Linked DNA regions of Mus musculus: all the other regions are linked to region 1. A link is a loop called in an ENCODE intact Hi-C map of the cell type or tissue named here. Cell type or tissue: heart. All regions are shown on one strand. Each heading gives the region's core, and the rest is flanking DNA. Links, peaks and the distances in the headings are about the cores only.

Region 1 (7,904 bases), core at 1,165-6,164:
ACGTTCCTGGGTATTTCAAGACACAAGGCACCACCAGATAAACAAATCTAAACTTGTTCAGAACTAATTTGCCAATGTGTCTTATAGAAATATTTTTATGTGTGTGGGTGTTTTACCTGCATGTATGTCTGCATGTATGTCTGCATGTCAAAGATGGGTCAGATTTCTAGGAACTAGAGTCAGAAATATTGTGAGCCACCATGAAGTGCTGGGAAATGATCCCTGGTTCATAACTCCAGTACCAGAGAATCCGATGCCCTCTTCTGTCTTATACAGGCTCTACATGCAAGGGGTGCACTGACATACATGCAAGCAAAAATATCCATACATAAAAATAAATAATTTTAAAAAGAGCTGAGCATATGCCTTTAGTTCTAACTGAAGCAGGCGGATCTCTCTGAGTTCAAGGCCAGCTTGGTCTACATAGTGAGGACCAGGACAGCCAGAGCCATAAAGTGAGAACCTGTTTTAAAAAACAAAACATACAATCTAAAAAAAAAAAATCAATTTTAAAGTTTTAAAATCCACTCCACTATGTATGTATGTCATGTAATTATGAGTTTAGTTCACACTTTCCCAATGACTACTGTTTATCTATTCATATGTTTATTTGCCATTTGTATACTTTAGTTAAATGTCTCTTTAGATATTTTTCTAATCCAGGAGTATATGTGAATGTAGTCATACAGAGTTTTGAGAATTCTTCTTATTTTTCTTTTTTTAAGAGATTTACTAATTTTTAAAATGTGTACATGTGCAGGGTGCTCACAGAGTGAGGCTGTCAGACGCCCTGGCTAAGTTGTAAGTGGGTAGGAGCTGCCTGATGTGGGTGCCGTGAGCCCTGGTCCTCTGAGAGGACAGCAAGTGTTCTTCACCACTGAGCCATCTCTCCATATTTTTCTTTTGTAAATCTCTGTATGTGTGTGTGTGCTCATGTGTATGTTCATGGATGTGTATGTTTATGTGTGTGTGTTCATGGATGTATGTGCTCATGTGTGTGTGTGTTCATGGATGTATGTGCTCATGTGTGTGTGTGTGTGTGTTCATGGATGTATGTATTCATGTGTGTGTGTGTTCATGGATGTATGTGTTCATGGATGTATGTGTTCATGTGTGTGTGTTCATGAATGTATGTGTTCATGGGTGTGTGTTTATGAGGATGTGTGTTCATGCGTGTGTGTGTGTGTGTGTTTGTGTGGGTGCATATGTGAGTGTGCACACGTATGGGACTGAAGGTAGAGGTCAGAGGTCAATCGCAGGTATTTTCCCTCAGGAACCATCCATCTTCTTTGTCATTTATTTTGCTGTTGCTTTGAGACAGGTTCCACTACACAGCCCTGGCTAATCTGGAACTTGTTCTGTAGACCAAGTTAAGTTTGAATTTACAGAGATCACCTGCCTCTGCCTCCGCCTCCGCCTCCGCCTCCGCCTCCGCCTCCGCCTCCGCCTCCGCCTCTGCCTCTAGCGTGCTGGGATTAAGTGTTCTAGGTGTGTGTGTGTAACATACCTATCTGAATATTGCCTTTCTATCCTGAAGCTCTACTGAACTAACTTATTTTTAAAATATAATACTTGTATTAGGCTGGAGAGATGGCACAGTGATTAAGAGCAGTGACTGCTCTTCCAGAGGTCCTGAGTTCAATTCCCAGCAACCACATGGTGCTATGGATGTGTGTGTGAGGGTTTGTCTTTACAACCATCTGCTATGGGGTCTGATGCCCTCTTCCGGTGTGTCTGAAGAAAGCAATGATATACTCATATACATAAAATAAATAAATCATTAAAAGTAATACTTGTATTAATCCTTCGAGAATTTCATGCATGGTGAACTCACTGACTTGTGTAAGAGAATCTCCTTTTGGTTTGTGCGCACAGAAGCCTCGCTTGGGTCCCGCCAGTCCTGCTTTACGCTGTCAACAATATGAGTTCTTATCTCCAAATATAATTTTTGTTCTAAGATGCCTGCTTGATTATTGTTAACATCAAGTTCTCCACTGGAATCTTACCCATTTGCCTTTCCTTGTTGTCCCATTCAACATACCTACTACCTCCATTTTAAAGTTCTTATCTATTTATTCCAAACTTTGGATCACTGCAAGGCTCCCACTGCTGTCTGCCCCTTTTTCTTCACTGTTGGTGATGCGTTCCTCTCCCTACACGTGCCATATTTTCTTATTGTATCCCAGATAGTGCATCCAAGAGCCTTGGAGATGGAAGTCAATTTGTTTTCCCTTAGTGAGGGTTTGTCCTCTTCTCAGAGACATTTAACATAAGGGGTGATCATCACCTCCGTCCATTCAAGAATGAGGGATGTGGGGCAGACTAGGAACACCTCTGCTGTGAGACCTTGCTGGGCACGTAGCTCAGGCATAGAGCATTTGCCTAGTATACGCACAGGGTTTAATCCCTAGCAACACATGTATACACACACACACACACACACACACACACACACACACACACACTAATTATTGTGACTTAACCAGTTGTTTTGAGTTGTTGCAACAGAAGCTTCCACTGCTTATTGCATTGTGTTTGGAAGGAGTCCCTCAGATAGTGTGGTGGTTTGAGTAAGAATGGCCCCCATGGCAGGCTTTAGTGGCACACATCTTTAATTCCAATATTTGAGAGGCAGAGGCAGGATCCCTGTGAGTTCAAGGCCAGCCTGGTCCACTTAAGCAAGCTCAGGACAGCCAGGGTTCTATTACACAGAGAAACCCCGCTTTGGAAAACGAAAGGGGACAAAGAAGACACTATTGTGAAGTGACTTCAAATGTGGAGAACATAGGTACAACAGCTACTTAACCGTTTAGGATATGTAAGATACGTCATGAATTAGAAAGTTAAATGTGTCAGTTAAAAAAAAGCATGATGGCTCAAGACTCCTGGTGAGCCTCAACTGAGGGCAGGGGTTGGAAAGAGAATTGGTCAGCAGGGTGTGGCCTGGCTTTCAGGACTTGCAGAGACCTTGGCTCATCCTAAAGCTGGAAGCCTTTCACCTTTGTAGAGTAGACTCAGCCACCCCCAGCCTCCCCCGTGCTAACTAGGTGATCAGTGAGGAGCCCCGATAGTCCTGATGTCAACCTTCATTAGCACTGGGAGGAGTCCCACCACTGTCCTGCTCATAGCCAGCAGGATGTGGAGAACCACAGACAACAGAACTTCAGACTAAGGCAAGGAGTGGTGGTGAGCTCCAACTTTCACTCTCCCTGATCTTCGCTGGCCTGAATTCCTCAACTGGCCTCAAGCTCGGGAAACCGAGTACTGGGATTACAGCCATCACACACAGTACACTTCTTTATTAACGTATTTAATTACATGCTGGAATGACATCTCTGGTAGCCAGTAGTAACAGATATACATGACACTTCCTGTTGTTTCCAACCAATGTTATACGATATTTCTTTAAAATATGCTGACTTACTGGGGGGGGGGGCAAAAAAATCACAAGTAGTGTTTTTGTCTAATGAATAATAATTACCATAATAATCATTCAAGGACGTGTTAAATTTCAGTTGGAGAGGCCAGATCTAGTTGTGCACTCGGGAGGCAGAGGCAGGCACATCTCTGAGTTCAAGACTAGCCTGATCTACAGAGCAATGTCCCGGACAGCCAGATCTACACAGAAAAACCCTGCCTTGAAAAAAACCAAACAAAACATTTCAATTGGAGCTGAGTGAAAATATCACCTAAGTAAGGCACAGAAACCTGCAGTGTAAATAGAGACAGCCCCCACTAGAGGGTGCTAGTGTTGTAGAAAGAGGAGTGTCTGACTGACCTCAGCTGTCACAGCTCCAGGCCACCATCTCTTCCCTTAACCCAACCTCCAGGCCTTCCCAGGCCATCTCTTCCCTTCCACCTACCTCCAGGCTTGTCCATGCACACTGTGCTCTTAAGAGTGGAAGATTCAACTTTGCTGTACTAACAGGTCTGACTTTCAGCCCGCTGGGCTAACCAGAAAACAAAAGAACACACAAGATTCTGGTTCTGAGCCGAAGCTGTGTCCCACATCTTTGATGGTTTGATGGACAGCCAAGTCTCAGAGGGTGACCTCTGATGAAATCTGAGGAGGGCCACTAGCCTTCTGGAAAGTTCTTTCCACTATGTTTGGGAACATGTCACCAGGGTCAATGGTGGGCGAGTCGCTTCCACCTTGAATGTGTGGATGTGACAGTCAGAGCGGCTGAACTCTATGTAGAGTCCTCTCAAAGGGGGGCTGGGAATAATTCCCACCTGGGGCTGAGCACAGCAGTAGTGCTCTTCATCCCCAAATGCAGAGTGAGCCCAGGTCAGTTCCTCCATCGCCATTTCCCCTCCTACGTGCAGCTTTGAAAGCACTTGAGAGGCAGTGTGATAGGGTGGCCATAACCACACCCCTAAGCCTGGGGGGGGGGGCAGCGCTTCCCTATCAGGTGAGAGCCATGGGGCTGTGTTTCAGCAGCCTCCACAAAAGCAGAGCCTAGACAAGCTCTGTTAAGAAACCCAGCCTTGCCACCTCCTTAATGCAACATCAGCAAGTCGTGGAACCTCTATGTCTGAAGTGGAGAGAGGGGCAGCCCTGACCTTATGAAGTTGTTATATTGACATGACTCAAAGAACACAGTGCACTCCAAAGACGGCCCAGCCTACAGGAAGTACCAATGAGGAGCTGCCCGCCGCTGACAACTGTCAGCACGGTTTAAGACAATGAGACAATGCTGACACCATTCTTGCCCTCGTGCTTCCTCTCTCATGACTCTGAGAAGTTAGCCTCTTTCTCTTTCTTAAAGAGACTGTTCTCTGGCTCAGGACGTAGCTCAGTGGAAGGCTATTTACCCAGTATGCATCAAGCCCTGGTCCCATCACGGGCACAACAACCGCATCCATCACAGCTGACAAAGAAAACACCTTTTTGAGCCCACTGCTGTCCTTCCAGGCTCTACAGGTATGGCGGGAGAGTGACTTTGTCTTTTTACATTCACCTAACATGGTGTTACCATTGACACTGGTGACTTCCTATCTTTGTGGAGGAGCTCTGCCAGAGGGCTGAGCATCTAGGCCTGAAGTCAGATGCCCTGTATCCAAATGGTGACTCTGATGCTTTGTAGCATTGTGACTTCAGGGTGACTTGATCCCCTTTTGACTCAGTTTTCTCATTTCTGAAATGAGACATTAGAAGCACTGTACTACTCTAGCTCTTAGAACAGGCTGGACACATAGCCAGTGATCAATATGTGCTAACTGCTACACTGGCTTCTTGACCACCCCAGGCTGCCCCAGGGTCATAGCCTTTACCTGCCCTGTCCCTGCCAAGGAAAACCTCTACTCTCCTACCTGACTAATACCTTCCCCAACCTCAAGTTTCAACATAAGTATCTATTCTCCAGTTGTGCCCAGAGTCTCAGCCCCTAGAGTCTCTGTACATCTTTTTTTTAAGGTTTATATTTACTTTTATCTTCTATGTATGTATGAGTGCCCCCTGTGTATGTATGCATACCATTTGTGTGCCTGGTGGTCACAGAGGCCAGAAGAGGCCATTCAGTCCCCTGAAACTGGAGGTATAGGAGGTTGTGAGTCACCATGTGGGTGCTGGGAACAGAATCCCAGTCCTGTACATGAGTATCAAGTGCCTTCTACTGTTGAGCTATCTCTCCAGCCTCATCTCTTAACTTGTATTGCTTATCTGCATAGCGGTCACACAGACACATATGCTGTTGTTTATTAAATATTTGTCTTCCCCACTAAGCTTAGAGCCTGATGAGTCCACAGCTGTGTCTGCCCAGTTCCGTGTCCTTGAAGGCTGACATGCCAAAGGAGTCCATAAATGTCTGCACACTAAATAAACCACGCAGGCTTCCAAACGGCTAGTGCATGTGGGTGGATGCCAGGGCGGGAAACATCTGAAGCTGAGGCTTGAATGGCAGCGATGGGGAGTCTGGAGAGTCACGGTCACAGTTTTCCAATCCCTTCACTTGTTGATGGACTCTGGTCCCTTGGCTGCCCTTTTATAGATCAGAGGGTCTAGGAGAGAATTCTTGAACACATCTGACTCCTTGCTCTGGGTGACCAGATGGCCCAGGGATGTCAACTGGCCAACGTGATGGAATGCGTGGTGAGGAGGATGGGAGACACTCCAGTCTTCGTCTTCTAGCACAGTTAAATTCCAGGAATACCAGCGAGGGGATCAGGCCATGTCATACCTGCCTTGCAAGACAAACAAGCCACAGGTTGAGGGAGGGGGTGGGCAGGGATATGCCACAACTGCATGAGAAAGGAAGGGCCAGATGTACAAACCGGAAAATGCCTCGATGCAGGTGGAGTTGAATACAGTGAACTGAGCTCTATGAACAAGCCCATGCCTGCCAGCCAGCATGTCAGAGCCTTGTCCGGAGGAGCTCTGGGCTCACTAGGTTCACTCCTGAAAAGACACGGCAAGAATGGCTTGTGATTGACATACCGCGCAGGTAGAACGCAGGTAATTCTCCCAGGCCAGGGCCCTGGCTCTAGTTGCTAAAATCAGGATTATGTCTGTGCTGATTTACTTCTCAGCTGGGTTTTGCTAAAAAGCCTCCAGGAGGCCACCAGACTGTGGGTAAGATTGACAAGAAAGGCCAGCCTCCTTTGGGTCTCCCTTCCTGGACAAAGGGCAAACACGAGGGAATACATTCAGAGAAAGAGGTCCTCCTTCTTCTGGAACCCTCTTTGAGTGCCAACTCTAGCCCCAAACAAGTGTGTTTGTGAAGGCTAGAAAGAAACTAAATGCCATTTACAAGTTCTGCTCCGAGTAGAGCAAATGCCAACCTTGCTAGGAACGCCCGAGCAATTTGGAGCCTGAAGTGCTAGTGCCCAACCGAGAGCCCATTGTTCAATTGGAAATTTGTGGGGAAGTGATTTTGGCTGCCACAGTATTGAGAGTAGGGGTCACCATGTCTATTTAGTAGCCAGGGACAGTAAGTGCCAGGTTCCTACAGTCCATGGTATGTAGGACAGTCATGCACAACAGAGCTATTTTCCTGTATCTTTCTAAATACTACACTAAACATCATGGAGATAAAAAAGAAAAAAATCATTGGTAGGCAAAGGTCAACCTTACCTTGTCTTAGAATACACATTTATTTTTATTTGACCAAACACTGTGGCCACTTTGAAAAATCATATTGCTTATGGCAATGCTACTCAAGGGGTTTAGATCACATCTCTACCAGTCATTGTTACTGTGGTCTCCCTGGTCATCCCACACACAGATGAAAGTATTTACCCACTCTATTATGATATCTTGTGTTCTTATGCCCAGGCACTTACATAAGCTTTCACTGTGTGTGGCTTTTTCTCATGCCCTTAGTAAGATATTTTAGTTGATATGGAAGAGGAAGTTAGGTATGTTGGAAGGCTATATCATCTATAAATTTTATTTGAGGATGATCAGGGGGTGTCATAACTATTTATAAAATGAAAGGTAACTGTGGGAGACCTCGGATGTGGGTGGCAGCACCATGCTTGGGTGATAATACAAAGCAGTCAGGGTGCTGAGCTCTGCCCAGGCTGTAAGCCTGTGATCTGTAGACTGGTTTTCTCTGCATTAAACACAACTTTTCCCCCAGCTAATGGCATAATTGCTGTGTTATAGGTGATGCTGCCATATATAACTTACAGATGACCCACAGCTACAGCACTGGAGAATCACCCACATCATTTACCAAAGCACACAGTTTACAGTGCTGGACCTCCGGGGGCCATCTTTGTTGCCCGAAGTGGTACACCTGCACCACCTAGTGGCTTATGGAGAAGGCGCCTGAGATCTTTGCAGACAACTACCCCACACCATGATTGTACATATATTAATTCACGTTTTACAAAATCTTTAGGGCATAGACACTCTTATCCTCATGTCTCATGCAAGGAAACTAAGGCACAAAGAAGATGAG
Region 2 (6,452 bases), core at 1-5,000, 400 kb after region 1:
TTTTGTCTGGAAAAAAAAATATCAGTGTTTGAGCATTCACAGACCACAGGGAGGTTTACAGTTAGGAGCAACGAAGCTATTTCTAGGGTGTCAGAGAGCTGGGTTGCATCAACAAAGGTTTCTAGCTGGCCTTGCCCACAGATGTGAAAACGCCCTTATGGTATGAAAGGGCTAATTCCTTTTTCTTTTCAAAACGTTTTATGCGGTTTTGCTCCGTGGACATAAAGATGCACAGAGACTCAAATTTCAATCAGAAATGGACTCTCTGACATAAATTCTTCAGAGACACACTCTGGCAACAACGTGCAGACTGGATTACATTGAAAAGCGGCTGGGGCAGGGGCTGGGGGGGGAGGCAGGCCAAGGCGGGGGAGCGGTAATTGAGGTGGGTGGCAAAGGAAGTCAGGAGAAGGAAAATGACAACAGGGACCTGTGAGGAACAGATGATCAGCACACTGCTTTAAGGCTACCAGTCTGAGGGAGCAGACTGAATAAACGGGGTGAACATTTCCAAGCCTGCCTGAGCTGGGAGAATAAACTCAAGTTAGGGAAAAGGAAATTTCTCATTAGCATTCAAAGTTCAACACAGCTTCTAAAAACAAACCCCAAATAACACCACTCACTCGAGGTCAGGATCAGCGGACGTGCGGATAACTTCCTTCAGCCTGATAAGCCACAGTCTCATACTCTGTAGTCCATCCACCCTCCCGTCCATCTGCCCGCCTGCCCACCTACACACATCCATACAACTGAAGAGCTTCCATTGAGCAGACACTGATCCAGTGGCTGAGAAGTGAACAGGACTTAAGTACCTGGTGGATACACTAGGGATGAAAAGTGCCCAGCACAGTGCCTAACCCAACATTGGTTCCCAAGATATTTGTATTGTTAATTTCAATAAGCAACGCCTGCTGAGTTCAAGTCCAGAATAAACAACTCATCCACAGAAAATGTCTCCTTCTCTATCACCTACCAAGGGACACTTCATCAGTGTCCCCAGCCTACTGCAATCAAGTATCTTTAGTTGTTCTGTTTTGTCTTGTTTCATTTCGTTTTGGGGTTGTAGTTTTTTCCCTTTTTCCCTTAGTGATGGGAATCAAGCCCAACCCTGTGCATGCTAGGGGCCCATCCCACCACTGAGCTATGCCTCTGACTGGTTTGCCCAATTTTAAGTCAACCCCTTTTTTTTTTTCTCCTGACAAACTCCTTGCCAAACTCAGCTGGGTGACTTGGGGGAACGGACACAATTTAAGAAAGGGCTGTTGTTTTGTTTTGTTTTGTTTTGTTTCATGACTTTTCAAACTTCAATATACCAGCTACTGAGAACTCCCCAGTATAACTGCTGTTGTAACATCCTGACCTGTGGCTATGAGGGCATCAGTGGCCGCCTCCCAGATCATCAGCCTCATCAGCCCGGGAATCTTTCCTATTCTTTCTTCAAAATCCCAGCAGTTGCTCTTCTTCTTTTCCTTCTCTTTCTTTCTAAAAAGGGTTTACTTATTTATTTATTTATTTAATGTATATGAGTACACTGTTGCTGCCTTTGGACACATCAGAAGAGGAAATCCGATCTCATTACAGATGGGTTGTGAGTCACCATGTGGTTGCTGGGAATTGAACTCAGGACCTCTGGAAAAGCAGTCAGTGCTCTTAACCGCTGAGCCACCTCTCCAGCAACCCTCCCTTTTTTTTTTTTTTTTTTTGGTTTTTCAAGACAGGGTTTCTCTGTGTAGCCCTGGCTGTCCTGGAACTCACTCTGTAGACCAGGCTGGCCTCGAACTCAGAAATTCACCTGCCTCTGCCTCTGCCTCTGCCTCTGCCTCTGGATTGTGGAGATGAAAGGCATGTACCACCACGGCCCAGCTTGGTTGCCTTTTTAAATATTAGCAATAAGCTCCACATTTGATCATAACAAAACAGTTCACGGTAGAAGAGCTACGCAGGTTGTTGGAAGGCTTCGGAGGACATATTGCAGCTTCAGAAGCAGAGTATTATCCCTGAGGAGGATTATCTCTGCCATCTGAATCAGCACCGACAGAAAGGGCTCTCTAGCTAAAGCATTGGAGCATCACAGGTACCTTAAACGTAGTAGAGAGGCAAGGAGTGGCTGGCACAAAATCCAAACCTTCCATTCTGGGAGGGCCAATCACATTACCAGCCTCTCGGTGACTGAGCGCTCTCTGCTGGTCAGTGGGGGAAATTCAGCTACAGTAACTGGCCAATGACAATTGTAACTCTGTACTTTATTAATACACAATGTATGCTTGTAAACACGGTAAAGTGTGCAATAGTGACCAAGGTGCTCACCCACAATGAGGAGCCACACCTCTGGACACTGCCCTCTGTGCTCTGTTCACTTGGTTCTTTACAAGCCAACAGTTTCATGGCATACCCAGAGAGGGTCCAGAAGAGATGATGAACAAACAATTCGTATTTTGCACTTAGAAATGTCACATGTCTAACTCGGCCAACTCGGCCTCAACATTCCCCCCTTCCCCCCCCCCCCCCGTATTCAGCATGCTTGTTTCCACTCCATTACTTTATAAAGTGATGCTAAAATGCTCCATTAACAGTGCTACTAGCACTGCTCTGGAAACAAGCGTGCTATGTGGAGTTTCACAAAAATCACTGTCTGGCAAGCAGCAGTGGTACAAATCTGTTTGGCAACCGGTGTATAAAAATGCAAATATGCCACTAAAAGACTAATTAAGGGTGTCCAGTGGTAATGTATATACAACCAATACACACAGAGCCAGGGACCACCTACCTAGCCATCACTTCAACCTAAACAATTCAATTTTTATTGCACTGGCTCTGCCAACTCACACCTAAAACATAAATTAGTGAGATGGTGGCCCATACTTTTAACAGTGGTACCCTTTTGCCTCGGGGACAGAACCCAAAAATGTGTAAGGCTTCATCGGGAAACTTTTATGCAGCCAGCTGGACACCAGTCTGCAGACTGGCATGAAAAGTACTGCTCCCGGGGCAGTAGACTCCAGGAAAGCACAGAGTAAGGTGGGCAGGGCGGCATGCGCCTATATCCCAGCACTCAGGGACTGAGACAGGATCCTGCAAGTCTGTGGAGTGCACAGTCAGTGCTGAGCCAGCCTGGAGTAGAGAGGGAGACACTGACTTTAAAAAATACATTAAAAAGTTCACAGCAGACTGAGGTGCATGGTATGCCAACAATACTCCTTCTCTCAGGATCATGTGAGTCTTTTTGGTGGTGGTGGGGTTGTTTGTTTGTTTGTTTGTTTGTTTGTTTGAGACAGGGTTTCTCTGTATAGCCCTGGCTATCCTGGAACTCACTTTGTAGACCAGGCTGGCCTCAAACTCAGAAATCCACCTGCCTCTGCCTCCCAAGTGCTGGGATTAAAGGCGTGCGCCACCACCGCCCGGCAGGACCACGAGAGTCTTAAGCCTTCCAACACCTTCTCAGCCTGTCCCCCCCACATCCGCTTCTCTTCCTCTTAATTGCTTACACTGCGTTTATGGCCCGTGCCATACAATTCTTTATGCCATCATCCACTACTGTGTTCTCTGGTCATTCTATTAAAGGCAGAAAGACCTCTTTACGTGGTGTGCATTGTCTTCTCTTCTGCCAAGATCAGTGGGAGCAAGCACGGATTACTGGGTGCTTTCTGGTTCACAGAGGGCCTTGCCACGGACCCACCACATTCCAGTTTCACAGGCTGCAGAGTTGTGGTTATCTTTATTTTACAGGAAACAAAATGGGAGTTAAAACTCAAACCCAGGTTTTGTAATATTCAATCATTGCTCCTTCACACATTGCTGCATTGGCCATCTGCTGCTATAGGGTATTCCTGTCCACAGGCTAGAAAGAGCAAACGGCAAGACACAGCACTTGAAGCCAGTGGGGGGAAAACAAACAAACAAACAAACCACACCCGCTACAGGCAACAGTGGTACGAACCAAGATCAAGAGAGACCAGAGACAAACGCCAGAGCAAAGGATGCTGGTTCTCCTCCAGCACTGGGTCAGCTCTGACCCAGGAACCCATCCTCCTCTATAACCCAGAGGGTGATCCTTCTTTGCTGCCTCTGCAGACTGTGGAGGTAAAATGAGATCAATCAATGGATTGATCTATCTAATCTAATCTACCTAGCTATCTACCTAAATTTTAATTTCTTAACCTTCATTTATTAAAAAGTTGAACTTGGGAGGCTGAGGAGATGGCTCAGTTGGTAAAGCACTTGTCACACAAACACGAGGATCTTACTTCAATCCCCAGCACCCATGTTAAAGCAAACAAAAAAACAAAACCATAAAACCATAGGGTATTGCAGTGCATGCCTATAATCTCCAGGGGCGGGGTGGGGGTGAGGCAGGAGGCTCCCTGGGATCGCTGGACAGCCATTCTAACAGAACCACTGAGATCCAGGTTCAATGAGAGATCCTGTCTCACAAACTAAGGTGGACAGGAGTTGAAGAAGCCACCAGGTGTCAACCCATGACCTCCATATGTGCACACACATACAGAAGAAAAAGAGCAAAACGTGGAAAGTACTCAGCGTATTAAAAAAAAAAGACAATGAGCTAAAATATAGCACGCACAGTAACTCTTCTTTCTTACTCCCCCTTGTTGACAGACTGCAATTTTTCTCCTTTTCAATTCCCAAATGGTTTTTGCAATTTAAAATTGATACATACAGCTGCAGAGATCTTTATTTTCCATGCCCCAAATCATCACTGTGCTGTTATAATACCAAGTACTAAAATGCAAAAGAGACTTTATTTTTCCATCCGTAGATTAACAAAACCTACCAAGTTCTGCGACACCCACTGATGGCTAGCAGGTTGGGAAATGAGCCCTCCCACATACTGCTGGCCAGCCTTACAAATTTTAAGAAATTTACATGGCAGTTCTTTAAATTTCCAACACACATATCCTGGAGGCCCTCTCTTACAGAAACAGAGGCCACAGTGCACATGGAATTTGCCTTAGCTATGTAAATAGAGAAAACAAACAAAAAAACAAAACAAAACAAAACAATCCAACACCATTATGGACAGTGGCTACAAGAATGACTGCAGACTTATAACTGCAAAGCACTCACTGTTGCAAAGAATGTGTTAAACCTACTGACTTGGAGGAATGTCCAAACTTAAATAAAAAAATAAATTATAGAGACATGTACATATAAGTCTGTTTTCAGAATGATATATTTATAGCAACATACTTACAAGTATAAATAACAGTAAGTATGATCAAGAAAATGCCAACATTACAAGTGGTGACTTTAGGAGCATGGCATCTGGGAAAGGAGAGGCGATATATGTTGGCACCGTACATGAGCATAAGCATGGATCTTTTTTTTTTTTTTTTTTTTGGTTTTTCGAGACAGGGTTTCTCTGTATAGCCCTGGCTGTCCTGGAACTCACTTTATAGACCAGGCTGGCCTCAAACTCAGAAATCTGCCTGCCTCTGCCTCCCAAGTGCTGGGATTAAAGGCGTGCGCCACCACGCCTGGCGGATCATTATTTTAAATCCAAGTAGAGAGCCAAGTGTGGGAGTCCTTCTCTAATCTCAGGACTGCTGAGGTAGAGGCAGGAGGATCACAGGATCCAGCTCAGTTGGGCTGTACAGTGAGAGCCCCACTCAACTGCCCCCAAAATAAAAAGGAAAGGAAAGTCATTTCCCTGCAAGGAGGGAGGGAAGGAAAGAGAGAAAAGATGACAGGAAACAAAGAACTATAAAATATGACATGGTATCCCATTAACATGCAAAATCTGAAGTTTGGCATATCAGCTAAAAAAGCACATTTTAAAAAGTTAAGTGGCAACCTATGTGGAAACTATTAGAAAGACACATTGAAAACATCTCTTTGATTTTAAAGCCAAGAGCAGAGTAAAAGAACCAGGCCTGGCAACACACATGGGTAACCCAGCAACACACTTGTAACCCAGCAACATGCATGGGTAACCCAGGGCTTGGGAGGAAGAGGCAGGTGGGTGAGGGATTCATGGTTATCTGTGGTTGTTAAGACCAACCTGGGCTACTTGAGACTTTGGAAAGAGGTCAAAGAGGAACACGGAGAAAAGGAAGAAAGGAAAATGAGTGGGAAAAGGAGGAGTAGAAAAAGTGGGTGTGTGCCAATTTTCCCAAGGGGAAAAACAATGGATGAAAAAAATACCTAAGTTTTTTAAAAGGAAAGGAAAAGAAAGGGGGGGGGAGAGAGAGAGGAGGAGGAGGAGGAGGAGGAGGAGGAGGAGGAGGAGGAGGAGGAGGAGGAGGAGGAGGAGGAGAAGGAGAAGGAGAAGGAGAAGGAGAAGGAGAAGGAGAAGGAGAAGGAGAAGGAGAAGGAGAAGGAGAAGGAGAAGGAGAAGGAGAAGGAGAAGGAGAAGGAGAAGGAGAAGGAGAAGGAGAAGGAGAAGAAGAAGAAGAAGAAGAAGAAGAAGAAGAAGAAGAAGAAGAAGAAGAAGAAGC
Region 3 (6,452 bases), core at 1-5,000, 200 kb after region 1:
TTGTTGGGAGAAAGAAGACTGTCTGTCATTGAACTGAGAACATGCCAAGCACCAAGGATCTGCCGTCTTCATGGCCCAGTGCTGGGATTGTAGTTACGAGTCCTGCTTTGCTCATGAGTTCTAAACTCATGGTCTGGCAAATGCTTCCTTGACTGAGCCACCTCCTAGCCTCTCCCTCATAAGCATGCCCTTCTACTTTAAAGTGCCTTCAGTAGGGACATCTTTTCACATATCTGCCGCTCCTCTCCAGTGTCTTCCCCCAGTAGCAGCAGCACTCCTGGGGAGAGCATGTGAACTGGGGACTTTACCCAGTTCTGGTGAGTCAGAAGCTCAAGGGTGGGTGGAGTCAGCACCGCACCATTTGCAGAAGCTCTCCAGGGACCTCTGGCGCAGTCTGGTTTGAGAACCCCTGTAGAAGAAGACTGGGGGTGGGGGGAGGGAGTGGGACAGTGCTGAACCTGAGAGGCTCCAAGGGAGCTAGCAGCCTGGCAGGGAGTATTTTTGAGGACCCTGGCTGACCCTGGAAAAGCACTCTGGCCATGTGAGTGGCAGACTCTCTTGATGCTGCGTACTAAAATTCCCTGATGGGCTGTTTCAATTTCATTGAAGTCAGGATGATTTTGGGGGACAGGTGCCATCCTAAGGCTTGGGGTGAAGTGGCTGGAGCCTTTGGAAGTCTAGGCATGTGAGGTGCTCCTCATTTCCAGAGGAGTCAGCCCTGCTGTCATCAAAGCCACCTGCCCTCAGGGGCAAGCAGACTATCTAGAGAGCTAGGGGCATGCTTAATCCATCTACCCCGCTTCCCTGGAGTCTCCCTTATGGATCTCAACATGTTCCAAGAGGCAGTGTTGGGCGGGGGGCACCTTCAACAAAGGCAGGAGCAACACTTCTTGGGATAGGGGCTTTGGCCCAGGTATTAGCTCAGGTTCTGGGATGAGCTTAGCTCACCCATTGCCCGTGGGGAGCCCTTTGCAGTCACTTTCCAGATCCCACTCCAGGTTCTTGTAGGACATCGTGCAGGTCGGGCCCATCCCATCCCAGGACCTGGGCACCTGGCTGCACTTCCCAGCCATGGCCCACACCACTTGTTTGCTTCCTCACAGCTGTCCAGATCCACATCCTGAAGGCCGACAAAGCAGGGGACTGGTGGAAGTTCACCGTGAACATCATCTCCGTGTACAAGCAGGGCACAAGTCGTATTCGCCGTGGTGACCAGAGTTTGTGGATCCGCTCACGAGACATCGCCTGCAAGTGTCCCAAAATCAAGCCCCTCAAGAAGTACTTGCTGTTGGGTAATGCCGAGGACTCACCTGACCAGAGTGGCATCGTGGCAGACAAGAGCAGCCTGGTGATCCAGTGGCGGGACACATGGGCACGGCGGCTGCGCAAGTTCCAGCAACGGGAGAAGAAGGGCAAGTGCAAGAAGGCCTAGCGCGGAGGTGGCGCGGGCTCCAGGAGGGCGGGCAGGGCGCTGGCAAAGGCTGGCAGCCTTGGACTTGGCCGTCAGGGGTTTTTTTGGGAGGGTGGGGGCGGGGCGAAGTCGAAGTGGGGCGGGGCCCTCAGCGGCTCCGCCCCAGCCCCACCCTCACACCCCTGGCTGCGCTCTTATGCGCATGGCAGAAAGCACCCTGTATTGACAGGCCAGGCCCTGGAGAAATGAGGACAAGACATAGCTACCTCACGGCGCTCCTTCCAGAACAGAGATGCGCTTCCCTAGGGCTAGGTGGGGGTCGCCGTGGAGGGGTTAGGGAGGTCCTGAGAGGCGGGAACAGAATGGCACAGTGGTCTACAGTCGCTGTGTTTGATGGTTATTGAAGGGGGATGTAAGAACTGTGAATTTTTGGGCCTGCAGCCTGGGCAGGGGCAACCAATCCACCACCAGACACTAGTCACGCCCCCCTCCTTTCTCCATCACCCGCTGTCTAGGAATTCCCACAGGACTCCAGACTCTGACAACAGGTCCCTATGTTAGAGGGCCCGATGACACTGGGATCAGCCAGCTTTGGTCTCCACTGCCACCTGCTGGGCTGGTCTCCTGGGTGGAGTTCACCATCTGTAGGGAGGGGAGAGTTCTCCTGGGGCCTGCTCTACTCCAGTGGGGCTGGCCCAGGCTCCTGGCCCATCAGAGGGCCTAGGGCCTAAGGACCCTGAAGTCAAGCCGGGTGGTCACTGCCTCTGCTGGAGCTGCCTGTGGAAGGAGGCATTGCAAACCAAAACCTCCCAGAGAGTTTCCTTGCTGGAAACTTGGAAACAGCCCTTTTTATGACATTTTCCAGGGGAGGGGGAGGGGTACTGGCGGGGGTTTAGGGCAGTGACACTATTTGTGTAATGACATCAGCTCCCACAAGGCCTCACAGCAATGTCAACAGCTGGAGAGGGCCTGGTTAAGTCTGGAATGCCAGCGGCTGTCTAGGCAGTTTGAACCAGGCTTGGGGGAAGGGGCTTGCCTGAGTCAGGGTAGGGTCGCTGCTCAGCAAGGTGCCTGGCGTCCAAGCTGGAGGGCAAGGCCAGGAATGGTCAGGTTCTTGGGGTCCAAGCATTCTGTGACTGCTTCCTGCTGCCGCCCTCACTGCTGGCTCCCCAGAAAAGGGACATAGACTCCTTGGTTAAGAAACCCACTCTAGCTCCCAGCTGTCTTGGTCTAGCCTGGGCAGTCTGGTCTATTCCTTTCTGGCTGCCTTCTTTGTGGAGGTCCCCAGGCCCTCCTGTATGCCTAGCTCTCTTTTCTCTTAGAGACTTAATGTCCTCACGCAGGCAGCTCCAAGCTTCCCTTCTGGTTGCTTCCCAGGCCCCTTTAGCCTTTCCCTGCCTCCCTGTACTCGGGCCTCTAGCCTCGCGCCCCGCACACTGGATGAGAGGCCTGGCCCTCTCAGTCAGGAAATTGGTTTCATTTCTCCTGCCCACTTGGCTGCCCTGAAGGGCCATATGAGGGATGAAGCTCAGCCCCTCAGTGACACGGCTCCCTCTGCTTCTCCACTTCTGCCCACATCACCACTGCCACTTACTGAGCACCCTCTTGGTGCCAGGCACTTTACCCATATGCTCCTGGCCTGTTTTCACCACAAACCTGCGAGGCAGGGATTCACTCTTGTCTTCGTGTTCACCAGTAAAAAGACATGTCCACGTGCCCAAGGTCACACCAGCACCGGTACTCAGACTCTGACCTCACCACAGTTGCACATCAGCAGTTAGCCCTCTTGACACTCCCACAGTAGGCGAGGGTTGGGTGGGATAGTGGTTACCACTGAGACCCAGGCAGCTTGTCTCTAGAGAACTCTGAGGATATGAGCCTGGAGTATGGTCTGGGACAGACCCAGCAACACCTCCTGAGGAGGCATCGGGAGTGGCGGGGAATGAGGAATGGACTCCCTAGTGGAAAGCCGCAAGATCCAGGAAGACAGGCATGGCCATCTGAGAGGGCCTGGAGAGGTGGCTTAGCTGCTTCCCTAGCCGGAGGAAGACTAAGGCTTCAGAGGGAGGCTGGCATGAGCACACAGACCTACCCTGGCAAGGGTCAGGTGGCTTCCCTGGTCCAAGCTTGAGATTGAGGGCAAGGTCCACTATCCAGGAGAGCCAGTATGGTTTGTTGGGTACCATCTGTAGCAAATAACATCCAGCTGTACAGCAGGGGTCTCATTTCTGTACCAGCATGTCTAATGCTCTGGCCAGCTTCCACCCTTGAACCCTGGAGTCCAGTCTCACCTGGTATCCAGCGAAGTCTCTTAACTAGACTTCCCCCACGCCCCTGCTAAGCAACAGAGACGTCTTGTTAGAAATCTACCAAGGCCTCCTGCCCTGCCCTCTGTGGCCTGCTCAATGGGGGCTACATTAAATAGCCAAAATGAGCCAAGTTGTGGATAAGGTCATTGCTGAGGGAGCAGGGTTTGTCACAGCCACCACCTCTGTGGACCAGAATCCAGCCCACCTCTCCTCTGCCTGAGAGCCAGCCTTAGGGAGGCAGCTGTCTCCTACCCACCCTAGGGAGGAGATGGAAAGGGGGAAGAAGACATCCTCTTTGTACAGTTAGGAAGGGGTGCAAAATGGAAGTAGGTTTTTGAGTTTGAGAGTGTATTAACAGAGTTGTGATATGTAGGTCTTTGAAGAAAACCATACCAGGTTAGTCACTTACCAGTCAAGATTTCCCAGCTGTCCCTTTGCTTACCATTTGGGTAGTCTGGTCCCCTGTCACCAGAATGCCTCCTTTGCTGACACACAGTGGCACAAAGGTATGTGGTGAAGGTGATGACATGCTCCTAGGTACAGCTGTGAGCTGTGGTTTCTGGCCAGAGCTTCTGTCCCAGAAAGCAGGGCAGGAGGCAGGACCATCCGGCTCCTTCAGATGGGAGGGAGGGTCAGATGCCAAGGGCAAAGCCTAGGGAGGCTGGGGTGGCCTCTCCGAGGGCCTTAGGGACTTTCTAGAACTCTGCCTCAGTGGTTACATACAGGCAGTGGGTACAGGCTGTCTTAGAATTGCCCCTGAGCTGGAACAAGACTGAAATGAGGAGACCCTTCAGGACTGACCTGGGGAATGGTTCCTTTAGGGTCTCAACACTTGAAGGACTCCATCCAGGAAACCTAGAGAGTGGGCAAGATAGGCTCACTAATGGGCCGTGGTTCACAGACAGATATTCCTGTGGACCAGAGCCATGCCATACCCCAGGGGTATCAAAATTGTCTTTGTGGGGCCTTGCCCCTGCCAAAAACTAAGCCAGCCTCACCTCTTGTGTCAGCGGACTTCCTTCCCCTTTCCCTGATCTGGGTACACCCCCCCGGCCTCCCTCCTGTGTCACCGATTCTGCTCACACAGAATTGTAAATGTTTAGTTGTGACCATGACATATTGTTTGGGCCAGTGTTCCTTTCCAATGCATACTAATATATTATGGTTATTATATATGAATATATTTAATGACATGGAGAAAGTTGTGGATTTTCTTTCTTTTTCTTTCTTTTTTTTTTTAAAGTTTTTTTGTTGTTAGAGTTGTAATGGACCCAGACGGAACTTGTAACGTGGGCCCTACATGATAGAACTAAATCCAGATATCATTAAATAAACTCTTGTATACTGTTCTGTGTCCCAGCCTTTCTTGGTGGTGGCATGTGGGGAGGTAGAAGGGCGGAGACTAACAGCAACTTAAGGAATATGGCGTCTTGCCCTAGGACACCCTAGCAAGACAGAATCTTGTGTGTTTTAAACAAAGAGCCCTAACTACCCAAAAAAGGCAGGAAAAGTGCAGCCCTGTTTGGAAAGTCCTATAGGCTTGCTGGCTCCGACTGCTGTCTGAACAGGCTCTCAGATGGGCCAGGCCACACAGCAATTCCAAGTCACCGCTGCGGCAGATCCTTCCTGGTCCTGGAGTTCCCAGGCAGGGGTAGAAGAGAAAGGGGGTCCCTCCCACTGCGCCCTACCGTCACCACTAGATTCAGAGCTTGCAAGCCCTTTTGGACTTGTATAATTTCCTCCTCTTCTATTCAAGATGAAGTAGAGATGACAGAGGTTGATAAAACTTAAGAGGTCATGCAAAAAAAAAAAAAAAAAATTCCCTGCCACTGCCCTGCCCCCAGCCCACCCCTGCCCTGCCCCCAGCCCATTGCTGAGGCACAGGGACTGGGTCTGTGCCAGCACCATGCAGCCACCAGGAGCTGAGCTCAGTGGTTTTGGAAAGGCTATGTTTAAACTTCCAAATGGTTGTGATTTCTTCACTGAACAACAAGCCAGCCCCCTGGGCGGATGTGTTGCCATGGCCCATGGACTGGACTCTTTCCTGCACCCAGTGCTTTTGAAGACAAGACTCACCTGCTGGCCTGGTCCAGCCCCTGAGCAATGTGGATTTTGAGGTGTCCTTGCTGTCAGGGCATGAAAAGTCTTCCCTTGTAGAACAGACAGGCAGTTCGAGGACAACACTGTTGGACCAACCTCCACAGAGGAGCAGGGTTCTAAGCTAGGGCAGGCAGGAACACACATGAACTCTGGTGTCCCAAACCATCTCAGAAATGGGTCCTTGCTGGACGCAAGGTGGTGGGTAGTTTAGGATAGAAAGCAGTTCCTGGTTGGCTGGTCAGACTGAGGAAAGAGCAAGCCTTGTGTGCAGTGTCAGTCTCCCAGGGTCAGCTGGGGCTAAGAGCTCTGTGGCCATTTGGCAGTTTGACTCTCATCTTTGGTCATTTTAAGCCAAGAGTTCAGTTCTCAAGGACTTTTCATGATACGGCTTTTTTTTTCTCTCCACAAAGCTGTCTGTGTCTGAGTGTGTTCTGACCCCTCACAGCTGGGCTCTGCGCTGGCAGGAAACACACTGTTGATCAGAGTTGTGAGAATGGACTGAACAGCTCACTTGCCTCTTAAGGGCCTTTCACCTGGCTGAGGAGACAAGGCACTGACATCTGTCCAGTGCTAAGAAATCAGTATGAGCAGGGCCTCTGCTAAGCACTGGCCCAAGGTGGTGAGGAAAGCTG

The links. Hi-C counts contacts between places; a loop is a spot of excess contacts. Peaks named below come from ENCODE experiments on the same cell type or tissue, not always from the same donor. Only the 100,000 strongest peaks of a DNase experiment are listed, where the experiment ranks them.
Region 2: it touches region 1 in a loop (6-fold over the local background); 38 of 42 quality-filtered maps call a loop at or near these places.
Region 3: it touches region 1 in a loop (7-fold over the local background); 22 of 42 quality-filtered maps call a loop at or near these places.

What each region holds. Positions count from the first base shown.
Region 1 is chr11:68,404,201-68,412,104 of GRCm38, reverse strand. Gm31954 (a long non-coding RNA gene) reads right to left here. Exons shown (of 4, transcript XR_879961.3): 3 at 6,274-6,397; 4 at 5,531-6,179. Among named protein-coding and RNA genes, the nearest start is that of Gm31954, 8.7 kb to the right of the region's middle. In heart, for the core only: a CTCF peak has its summit at 3,734 (motif pointing right); a DNase peak (open chromatin) is centred at 3,764; H3K27me3 peaks cover 866 bases.
Region 2 is chr11:68,000,088-68,006,539 of GRCm38, reverse strand. The region is part of intron 4 of Stx8 (syntaxin 8); the gene reads right to left. Among named protein-coding and RNA genes, the nearest start is that of Stx8, 37 kb to the right of the region's middle. In heart, for the core only: no CTCF peak of the experiment used is centred there; a DNase peak (open chromatin) is centred at 2,179.
Region 3 is chr11:68,207,986-68,214,437 of GRCm38, reverse strand. Ntn1 (netrin 1) reads left to right here. Exons shown (of 7, transcript NM_008744.2): 7 at 1,104-5,074. The coding sequence ends at 1,432. Among named protein-coding and RNA genes, the nearest start is that of Mir6406, 9.7 kb to the left of the region's middle. In heart, for the core only: a CTCF peak has its summit at 2,021 (motif pointing left); DNase peaks (open chromatin) are centred at 347, 1,357, 2,027, 2,347 and 1 weaker place; H3K27ac peaks cover 1,757 bases.